2 separate regions of the Mus musculus genome follow, and region 1 is linked to region 2. The links are chromatin loops, found by intact Hi-C in ENCODE. Cell type or tissue: left cerebral cortex. All regions are shown on one strand. Each heading gives the region's core, and the rest is flanking DNA. Links, peaks and the distances in the headings are about the cores only.

The links. Peaks named below come from ENCODE experiments on the same cell type or tissue, not always from the same donor. Only the 100,000 strongest peaks of a DNase experiment are listed, where the experiment ranks them.
Region 1: a loop joins it to region 2, with 6 times the contacts of the local background. A loop is called at or near these places in 22 of 42 quality-filtered maps.

The regions. Positions count from the first base shown.
Region 1 is chr10:67,094,615-67,100,128 of GRCm38, reverse strand. It overlaps Reep3 (receptor accessory protein 3), which reads left to right and starts at 3,141. Exons shown (of 8, transcript NM_178606.5): 1 at 3,141-3,339. The coding sequence starts at 3,308. It also overlaps a transcript of Jmjd1c not described here. In left cerebral cortex, for the core only: a CTCF peak has its summit at 2,562; DNase peaks (open chromatin) are centred at 2,185, 2,718, 3,013, 3,739 and 2 more places; H3K4me3 peaks cover 3,932 bases; H3K27ac peaks cover 2,635 bases.
Region 2 is chr10:66,918,077-66,923,590 of GRCm38, reverse strand. It overlaps 1110002J07Rik (RIKEN cDNA 1110002J07 gene), which reads left to right and starts at 3,207. Exons shown (of 5, transcript NR_138561.1): 1 at 3,207-3,421; 2 at 5,202-5,212. In left cerebral cortex, for the core only: no CTCF peak of the experiment used is centred there; DNase peaks (open chromatin) are centred at 2,074, 2,711 and 3,089; H3K4me3 peaks cover 1,295 bases; H3K27ac peaks cover 1,766 bases.

The DNA.
Region 1 (5,514 bases), core at 323-5,322, 180 kb before region 2:
ATAAAAGCTACTCGAGTAGGCTCAGTGGTTAAAGGTGATTGCTGCTCAACCATGAAGGCCAGAGTTCCAACCCCAGCAACCCCACCCCACCCACATCACTGCCCAGCCCCATAAGCTGGACTTGGTTATCCATGTTCTTTTTTTTTTTTAAAGATTTATTTATTATATGTAAGTACACTGTAGCTGTCTTCAGACAGTCCAGAAGAGGGTGTCAGATCTCATTACAGATGGTTATGAACCACCATGTGGTGGCTGGGATTTGAATTCAGGACCTTTGGAAGAACAGTCAGTGCTCTTAACTGCTGAGCCATCTCTCCAGCCCCTGTTCTTATAATAACCCCAGTGTGTGGGGTGAGGGGCAGAGTCGGGAGAGTTAGTTGGGTTTGCAGGGTACCAGCCTAGCTGAAAACATGAATTCTCCAAGGTCAGAGTAACCCTACCTCCAAGGAATAAGGCAGAGCAGCAGAGGATAGGATATGCCTGACACCCTCTGGCCTTCATTTGGTGCAAGGAGCACAGGCAACTGTGTGCGCGTGCGTGCACACACACACACACACACACACACACACACACACACACTGCTGAGCAGAAGATACCGTATTCCCTTTTCTCACATAAGGCTATAGCATCATCTTACACACTGAAGCATATATCTAATAGCCATCAATTAGCAGATCTCAAGTATCTGAGGTCCAGTAACAAACAGCAAGCAGCCACCTCTAAAAGCTGGGCGCTTTCCACAAGAGGCTCCTCCTAGGATTGACCGACTCTTATGTAGGTCAATAGTTCTCAGCCGTATCAGTTTCCGAGTGGCCCTCCGGTTAACACGCTGCCATAATGAGACGCACCGAGCAACCCCCTTGTACAGGCAACTCCAAACAAATCCATCTATCTAGATAAACCAGTAAAGTGGAAAGGGGAAATAAAAATAAGTTACACAAAGGCCCGTCAGCATATGGATGCTGGGACAAAATGATTAGGAACTGGACGTGACTGCCTTGCAAACCTGCTGAGGACTCCATGTGACACAACTATCAAAAACGTCTAATCAAGTGGTGAACACAACCTTCCCTTCTCGTTTACACAACAGGAGTGTGCAGAGACAGAGACAAGAAACTTCAGTCACGGTTAAAACTGTGACTTTATAAAGTGGAAATTTCAGGCTCTGACGATGACAAATATCACAGGAATGACAAGCATGATCTTCCTAAACCAGGAAGGACACAGGAACAGTCTTTGTTCAGGATGTCCCCCACACAGCACAGAGTGCAGCATCCCCAGACCCATCCCCACCTGCTTGCTAGTGGTTAATGCCAGTCACAACAACGAAGAAAAGCAGCTTGCTAATTTTTAATTTTCCCCCTGGACTAACCAACTCACACCCAACTCAGGTATGACTCAAAAGTACTGGAGTTCAGCTCCATTACCTATGAACCATGGGGATCACTGGCTACAGAGTTAAGTTCTCTAAACCTCCGTTTCCATGGTACCAAGGAGAATCAACACTCCAGGGCTGTCTGGGGCGGCAGGATGACTCAACAACACTGTAGCAACCCAGGGTAGGTAGGTGGTTTACAACCCGTGGCTTTTTGAAATAGGAACAAGGGGGCTGTGTCCTGCAAACAATAACAAGAGCCATCACCTCTGCAAAACAGGCAGAAGAGACTAAATGCGGAGGGGTGAAAGGAGTCCAGAAACTTAAGGGATAAATTATGAGGGAGGGTGGGGGGCAGGGAATTGGGGGGGGGGGATTTAAGAGGTCAGAAAGGTAGAGAATGGGAAATAAAGCATCCAAGAAAAAGATGCAATTCAGTCAAGGGCACGAAAACACACCTTAGCTCAGGAAAGAGAGGAGGGGAAAGATATGTTAAGGATGAGGAACGAAAGGCTGTAAATAAAGACATTACAAGACCGCTCTGCCCATGGAAGGACATGAAAGGACAAGGAAGGTATGTGCCAGAAAAACTGCTGCTTAGAGGGCAAGCACATCTCCCCAGTAACGCTGAACAATGGTCAAACTAAATAAACCAGGACAAACGCAATCACCGCAGCCCCTGAAATAAAAACACACATTCTTAATGTAAATAAGCAAAAAAAAAAAAAAAAAAAGGAACGGAAGAGCAGAAAGCAGCGGAGGACTTCTCTTCCTGGTTCTGTGGAAGGAAACCCCGCAGGCCTCCACCTCCTCCACAGTGCTGGGATCACAAGAGCTCACCACCATCCCTCCCCTGCTGCTTTCTTTCATGGCCAAAATTCTTCTTAATTTATAGGCCTCATGAACTACAAGGCACTCATGGTAACCTATCCCTGTCCCTTGATACCATCCCAGGCAAATCCGACTCCTTCCTAAACACATTAATTAGCAATACCTTACATCATCCTTGAAAAGCAGGAGGTAAGCAAGAGTATTATTAGCCTCTTTTTATTATGGGGAAACTGGGGAACAAAAAGATTAAATTACAGTACGTCCCAAAATGAGCCATCATATTTTCTAGGACTTTAATTAAAGGCTCCAAACACCACATTACAGACATTATTCTTTCTAGCTTAGAGAACTTTTACTATTGCTTCCACCAGGGGACCAAGAAAAAAAAACACCTACAGTAACTTAAAAGGTCAGCTTAAAATTTTGGACAGTGTTAAGAGGTAACACACACGCGCGCGCGCGTGACGGAAAAAAAAAATAAGGACACTTGTAAACAGCACCACGGGTCGGAAATCCTGGGTCCACGTTTTAGGCTGTGGGGCAGGCAAGACAGACAGGAGTTGGCTGACGCTGATGGAAAAGGTGCCCCAAGGGGCCCAGAACAGCCTCGCCATCCCTGCAAACCCATCACTCCAAACGTGACCCCCGACGCTCTCCCTTGGCCCCTGCATTGCACCACGAGCCTCGCCGTGCCAACCCAGGCCTGTGGTAGGCCCTGGCTGCCGAGCCTCGGTGAGCACCGGAGCCGCACCTAGCCAGACACTTCACAATCCCGGCTTCCCCCGCCCCCGGCCTCGGCTCCCACGCGCTCTCACCGCCCGCCCGGAGTCCCCCGGCCCGGGGAAGCGAGGTGACCGCGCAGCTCGGTGGAGCGCAGCGCCCGCGGGGTCCCGGAGCCGCCGCCTATCAGCGGAGCGCAGGGGCGGGGCCGGCAGGGCCGGCGGGGCCGCGGGCGGGGGCGGACGGGCGGGGGACCGGGCTCCGGGCGGCTCCGGGCACCGCGCGCACACACCGGGCCGGCTCCCGAGGGCGCCAGCGCGGCCCCGGGGAGCGCGAGCGGGGAGCGCGCGGCCTGCGGTCAGCGGCCCATCGGCCGAAAAGATGGTGTCCTGGATGATCTCCCGAGCCGTGGTGTAAGTACGGGCGGGGAAGACGCTTGGGGCCCGGTTGCCGGAGCCAAGCTCACGGGCCGCGGCCTGCTCACCCGTGTCCCAGTCGCTGCGGGGCTCCGGGGCGGCGGCGGCGTTGGGAGCAGCAGGGCGCGGGCGAACGGACTGGCAGGCGGTGGGCTCTGCTCCGTGGAGCCGCTCCCCGGCGCGCGGCGGGCTCTGCTCGGCTTCTCCTCGGCCTCCCCTCCGCTCCTCGGCTACGCGGCAGGCGCTGCTCCGCTCCTCGGCTCCTCCGCTGCCCGGCGCTGCGCGCGGCGGGCTCTGCTCGGCTCCGCGGCGCGCTCCCGGCTGCGGCTCCCGCTCCCGCGGCCCGCGCTGCGCGGCACCGCCCTGCGCAGGCTCCGCCGACGCTGAGCGCGGGAGGCCGGCGGGACTCCGGATGCGCCCGAGCCTTTGTCACCAGGTCTACCGCGTTGCGGTGTCTGTCCGCGGCGCACGCCGCTTGGTCACGTGTAGGAGGAGGAGAGATCGGTGTCAGAGCCCGGGCTGCAGAGTCTTGCTCAGGGGTCCCGAGGTGACCTGGGAAAGAGCCTGCGCTAGAAAGGTCGGGCAAACGCTGACCGTGGAGGGCCGTGGGTGGGAAGAAATGTTTGCAATGGAGAAGGCGCAGGTGCCAGTCCCCTTTGTTCGGGTCATCTCCTCAGTTCACTGATTGTGATACAAACGAGAGCTGCGGATGGGGAGAGGAGGGGGGAAAAGTTGAGATGTGTTGTTTAATCTGCAAAGGTATTTGAATACAAGTTAAACCGGTTCTCTTCCCATCTTTCACCTTACCCTGTGCGCTCTAAAGCAAAGTCACCAAATAAAGGGCCATAAATTAGGTAAAGCCTGGGGGCGGGAATTCATTATTCATGTAGCAGTAGTGTCATCTGAGTACCTTAATGAAATGTTTATATGAGGTTAACAGGCCTCGCTGATTAGCTTATAATTTGAAGGGAGAAAATGACATTACTTGGGCATTATTATTTTCACTACGGAGAAGGAGCTAATTTTTTTTTAACTTGCTTTTATTTCGTTTGGAAGTGAGCTAGGTAACCTAGTTTGCAATGCATTCAAAATTTGCTCTTTCATAAAATGTCCTTTAAAGCCTCTGAACTTCTTGTATTCATCTTAAAGCCACAAATAAATAAAGTTATGCCACGGGTGCCTTCAAATTATGTTTTGCCTCTTCCAAGGCAGTCTTCGGGTTTCCACATAATCCAGGCATACTTTCTTAACCTACCAGAAGTCCCTCCACTATTTTGGCCTAGCCCCTCAAATTAAATGCCCCATTAAAAAAACTGGGTTTGTCTTTTGATCTCTTAGACCATTTTCAATGATGGAAAATTATGGAACACCTTGAGTTTGCATTCATCAAATAAGATTTTTATTTTTTTAATTGGTGAAAGGAAGTATGTTTAGTGCTACGCTACCTCCAATACAAAGGTCAGTACCACGTAGGAGATCTTAATGGGACACACATTTCACATCCACAGATATCTACTGTACAGGTCAGAATGTCAGGTCTTATGAGGGTTATACCTGGTGTAATACCCAGTGTTAGACAAGGAAGAAATTATCTGTGGTTGGAGCGTCATCAAAGAAGGCAAAAGAGATTACGTTCATAATAGACCTTGAGGAATGAACCCGATCTAGACCGCCAAAGAGGAAGAAGGAAAAGATTTCTGATAGGTGGACTGGTGTAAACCAGAGCTGGGGTAGATTACAGAGTGAGAGCCAGAAAAGCAGGAAGAGAAAGAGAGGCCATTGTTTTATGAAGACTTTTATAATCCCAGAAACACTGAGTCCAGTACTGAAGGAAGGATGCGCTCCTGCTCGGTCAGCCTGTGGAGTTGAAGGTCTGGGGTGAAGGGGAAGCATGCAAATGTGACTTTTTTTTTTAAAGGTCATTAAAACATGTATTAATCAGGAGTCAAGAAATGTGTTTCGTGAACTTCGGGTCCAGCACATTTGTCGAGGAACATCTGTGTGTGTGTTTCCATCTGCGCTTGGGTTATCTCTAAATGTAAAAGCTGTCCTAATAGCTACACAAACCTAGATACTTGCTCCGCACTGTGAAATAGAATTTGTTTGTGTATCTCCTTCTTCACCTACTGAAATGCCCAGCTGGGCCTAAACAAGGTCAGACAGTTTCCTCAG
Region 2 (5,514 bases), core at 317-5,316:
AACAGGCTTTATTGTAGAAGTTTAGGAAACAAATGTCACTAGACAAGAAGTCTTCTATAATCTAGCTTGTTCCATAATCTGAGGCAAGGTCTCTACTGGAATATGGCGAACTGTGTTCCAGGGGTAGGGTTTGGCCTTTCTTCACACTCCTTCTGGGGAGAGTGTGAGAAACAGTTTATCGCTGCTGACTCTAGACAGACATTAGGGTACCAGACAGTCTGAGCCAAGTGTTAATTGTTTTGGAGGAGTTGTCTGGGAAAGGAAGATTTCCAGCTCTCAAGATTTGAATTTGGGGGCTTGAGGAGAATTGGGGTTTATCTGGTTGGGGTGGAGAAAACCTGCCAGTCCTGTAGGAGGTTCAACTGGACAATAGGACAATAGGCTTGTTCATCCATCCGGAGTGAACTCCAGACTTCTGCAGACCTTTCGTTTGCCGTACACACTAACTTAAATCCCTTGACCTTGTCGGTTGCTTAAGATTCTCCACGTGTCTCGGCTTTGCCTCTAGGATGGAATCCAGGGGGTTCGTTTTCCAGAACAATCACCATCTCGTCTGATGTGACCCCTCAATCTAGCTCCTGTCACTCCCTATGTTATCCTGTGCACCCCAGCTGTTCCAGAGGACCCTCTGTGCTCCAAACACGCCCTGCACTGTCCCATCTCAGTATCCGGAGGAGTCATACGTCTTCCGGGATGCATCTTGCTACGAGTCTGCCCGCTCCATTTCTGCCATCACCAAAGCCTGCCCATCTTTTAAGTTTGAGCTCAACAGTTACTGCCCCCACCCCCCACCCCCTCCCAGAAACATTCCCAGATAGTTAATCCACACAGCCCTCTGAATTCAGCACACTTGCTAACGTGTGCTTATCACTTCACTAAGCAACATAGCCACCGTTTCCCCTTCGCTGCCAGCTTCCTGGAAGTCTTTCTTGTCCTTACAGCTTCAGCACTACTGGGTCACCCTCCACAGGGACTCTAGGTCACTGACCCCACTGTGGCATCCTGCCCTGTTTCCTATATCAGGAAAGATGCTTAAGACCCAGGCTTATTGAACGCCTGTAGACCTTTGCCTGATGATAAGGGATTCGAAAGGCAGCTTTGGGGAGCTGGAGAGATGGCTCCGTGGTTAAGAAGAACTCTTGCCAAAGACCAAAGTTCATTTCCTAGCACCCATGTCTGGAGGCTCACAACTGCCTGGCACTCTTCTGGTCTCTGCTGGCACCTTCGTGTATGTACTCTAACCTGTGTGTGCTCATGAGACACACACACACACAAATCCTTTAAAGACGGACTTGTTACAGTCTGTCAGATTTCTGGAGGCTTATACTCAAGCAGGAGAGGGACTCATACAACTGGGGCAAAAGCCAGATCTTTCAGATCATCTCACTGAGGGTCAATGGGAACGTTTACCCGGAGAAATCACTCACTGCATGGCGAGATAATCTCGGGTGTGTGGAAGAGATGGCAGGATCTTTTTTCAAAACAGATTTTCCTCTTCTTTGACCTTTTCTCGGGATGATTGTACTGTTGTTAACTTTATTACTGGAGCTTAATGTCCAAGAAAGCAGGAAACACTTCTGGAAACAGCTGTGAATGTGGCCATTCATTGATTTTTTTTTTGTCCCCATCATTAGGGCCTTCGGAGAGGGATTTCAGTTTTCAGGGCTAGGGCGCCTGTGTTCTCCTTAGAAGTACTAATGACAGGCACTTAAATTAGACCACACAGAGTTAAGGGAAATGATTCAATCCTCCATTTTCATCAGACCAGCGACTGGAGCCATCTACCTTGACCTCTCCAAGGGGTTCCAGAACAACTGTGTAATTCCCAGAAAGATAAGAGGAGGCAGGTCACTCGGTGGTTCTGAAGTCTCCCCTGTAATCCCAGGGCACACCTCAAGGCAGGAGGATGCCAAAGTACGCGGGGCAAGTTGGGTGTGAGCGGAGACGGGGGCCTTAATGGAGGGCCTGGCACTGTGACAGTGTGCAGGCCCAGTCTGGCCTGTGCGGCAGCTGCACAAGTTTTCCGGGACCGCAGCCAGCTGGTGGCTCATGGCAATGGTTTCTGGGTCCTGGCTCTGTCCCAAAACAGGCTGGAGCTCCTTAGTGTGATCCGGCCATGGCTTTGTTCTGACTCCAAGATGAAGTTTGGCTCCTGAACCAGAAAGGGGAAGGCAGGTCCATGCCCCCTTAACCCACGCTCTCCTTCCAACCAATCTGATACAGGGGACCGAGGGCGGGAGCAGAGTTAAAAGTCTAATGCTATGCAGGGTGGTTCCGCCCCCTTTGGGTCTCCTCAGCGCACCTCGACGCTAACCTTTGAACACTGAGCGCCAGCTGAGACTGAGGTCACTAAGTGCTTCAGTCTAAGGCAGAAGTCTAGAAGGTCCAGGAACACTTGGAGGTGACCCCAAACTGAGTTGCAACAATGCACGCCTTGGTTTTGCAAGACATATGATCTCCCAAATCAGGGTCTCTGAAACAGGCTACCCGGAAATCCACAGAGCTCTCAAAACAAGGTGACTCCTAATCTCCATCTCACGTTCGGTGACCATTTCCAACGGTGATGTTCCTTGACACGAAGGCTTCACTTTAAGGCATCTTTAGGACGTTTTGGTATCTGTATTGATTAGATTAGGCCATCTAAGGCAAGGCAGAAGGAGCTTGTAGACAAAGCTCCTAGACGAGACTCCAGCCTCCCGCGGCAGCTTGCTGTCCCAGCCCCTCCCATCTGGGGCTCTGAAATCGGCTTGTAAAATATAGGCTTTATTTGTAGGCTTCTCCCTCTAGTTTCAGGCTAATTCTCCTAGATTGAGAGTAACACAATAAAAGCAAGAAATTTTGTTTTGCTTGTTTGTTTGGAGTGCTTTCCTCCCCCCCCCCCCAACTCTTTTTTTGGAAACTGCAACCTCGGATCCCCACAGAGGCTGGGGGGGGGGGGGGGAGGAGTTAAGAACATCAATCAGTTTCGCAGCTGGAGGCTGAGGCTTTCCTCAGGGAAGACTTTTTACATAAAACAGATTGTACTTTGTCCTTGCCAGGGCAGACAAAGGTTTAAATTAAATATGCAGCAAGCTCCAGTTGGCTGCCTGCCACCACCCCGAGGTAGGGGGAAGGGAGACCGTGTCCCCCGCTCGCCTGACTCACTCAGTGTTTTTTTTTTTTTTTTTTTTTTCCCCTTCCCATTTCTGTTACTTCAGTGGAAGGCGCCTGCAGTCTTGGGTTGGGTTTTTCTGTAAATGCACTCTGTGAGAGATACGCAGCCTTCTGGGACCTTGGCTTCCTCTTCCATGCAAAGAGGGAGGTGACCTTTGAAGGTCTCTTCCGTATTTAACCTTTTCCGTTTTCTCTGATCTCGGTGGCAGGGATTTTCAGCAAATGCCCTAACCCTCTCTGTAGGGGGCTCACGTTCACCATTTCCAGGGTGAGTTCATCTCTGTGTAACTCGTCCTTACCTGGAGTGACTGGGTGTGTGATCTATTCTCACCATTCCTGGGGTGATCTCATCGATGTGTGATGCATCTTCACCATTCCTGGAGTAACCTCATCCATGTGAGATACATCCTTATCATTTCTGGGGTAACCTCATCTATATGTGATCTACCCTCCATTCCTGGGGTGACCTCATCTGTGTGGCACACAATGTGATTATAAAAAGACAAAGAGGTATAAGAACATGTTCTATGGGGGTGTGGTGAGGGGGGGGTGCCTCAGTGGGCCCATGCCAATGCATCCTTTCTCCCTGAAGGACCAGCCACATTCTATACTATTATATTGTATAGAATAGAATTTATTCAGGGCATGGGGAGAGGAGTTAAGTGGATAGTAGAGGCAGAGAAAGGCAGAGAGAGAGAGAGAGAGAGAGCAGAGAAGTAGAGGCCGGCCATGACCACAGGGAGAGAGGGAGAAGGGAAGGGGGAAGGGAAGAGCCCAAGAGGGCACGAGAGAAGCAAGCCGGGAAGGAGTAAGAGAGGGAGGAGGGGGCAAGCAGCCCCTTTTGTAGTGGGCCAGGCCTACCTGGCTGTTGCCAGGTAATTGTAAGATGGAATTTAGACAGAGTGCTAACCGTACACATCTTCACCATTCTGGGGATGATTTATGGATGGAAAAAAAGAGAAAGAAATGGGAGGAGCTCAGGATGTTCTTAGGTATGGTGGAGGAGAAGGTTTGTGACAGACATAAGAGAGAATACAGAATATGGACAAAAAGAGGCATCTGGGAGAGTGCAGAGTGAACATTGCCAGACTGAGCTGGACTATGTGGAGAGAGAGAGGCAGGGAAAGCAAGAAAGGAGACACTAACAAAGAGGGGTAGCCTGGGCTAAGAGATAATGTAACCGAAATGGCTGAATTGTATAGGAGCCAGAGAGGCTGGGGGAAGGGAAAACCCAGTCCAGCCTCGTGGCTGGAGAAGTTTAGGGTATGGGGTGGAGTATGCCAGCCAGGAGGACCCTGGAATGGGTAGAGACTCAGGGATGGTGGGAAAACTTGGTGGCCAGGGTCAGCTTTGATATGGTAATAGTAACCTCTGTTAGCTGTTTGTCTTGGGTTTGAGACCTAACAGTTTGATTTATATGTGATCCATCCTCACCATTCCAGGCATGACTTCCTCACCTCATCTATGTGTGATCCATCCTTGACATTCCTGGGGTGACTGGGTGTGTGAAGGTCTAACTCCACCTCCACCCCACCCCCACTCCAGACCTCTTGGACCAGCCAGCCATATTATCAGGGGACGTAATTAATGACATTTGACCTTGCATCCCAGTTGGAAAGCATTCATGCCTTACCTTCATCCTTCATCAAACAGCTCAAGCCAGTTGCTACTAGAGTTGAGGGTCCCTAGGGTGGAGTAGACATCGTTCTCTTTTTATGCTTTTAAATATTGGTAAGTGCCCTGAACTAGTCTTAGGTCAACTTGACACAAGCTAGAGTCATCTGAAAGGAGGGAATTTCTATTGAGGAAATGCCTCCATGAGATCCAGCTATAGGGGATTTCCTTAGTTAGTGATCAGTGGGGGAGGGCCCAGCCCACTGTGTTCTAACCCTGGGCTGATGGTCCTGAGTTCTATAAGAAAGCAAGGTGAGCAAGCCATGATGAGCAAGCCAGCAAGCAGCACCCCTCCATGGCCTCTGCATCAGCTCCTGCCTCTGGGTTCCTGCCCTGTTTGAGTTCCTGTCCTGACTTTCTTCGATGATGAACAGTGATGTGGAAGGTAAGACAAATAAATCCTTTCTTCCTAACTTGTTTTTTGGTCTTGGTGTTTCATTGCAAAAATAGAAACCCTAACTATAGGGCTGGAGAGATGGCTCAGCAGTTAAGAACACAGGCCACTTTCCCAAAGGTCCTGAGGTCAATTCTCAGCAATCACAGTCATCTGTAATGGGACCTGACGCCCTCTTCAGTCAGGCAGGTATACATGCAGAAAGAGCACTCATATACATAAAACTAAACAAATCTAAAAAACAAAAACCTAAACAACCCTAACTATAATGACAATAGTAGTAATAACAATAA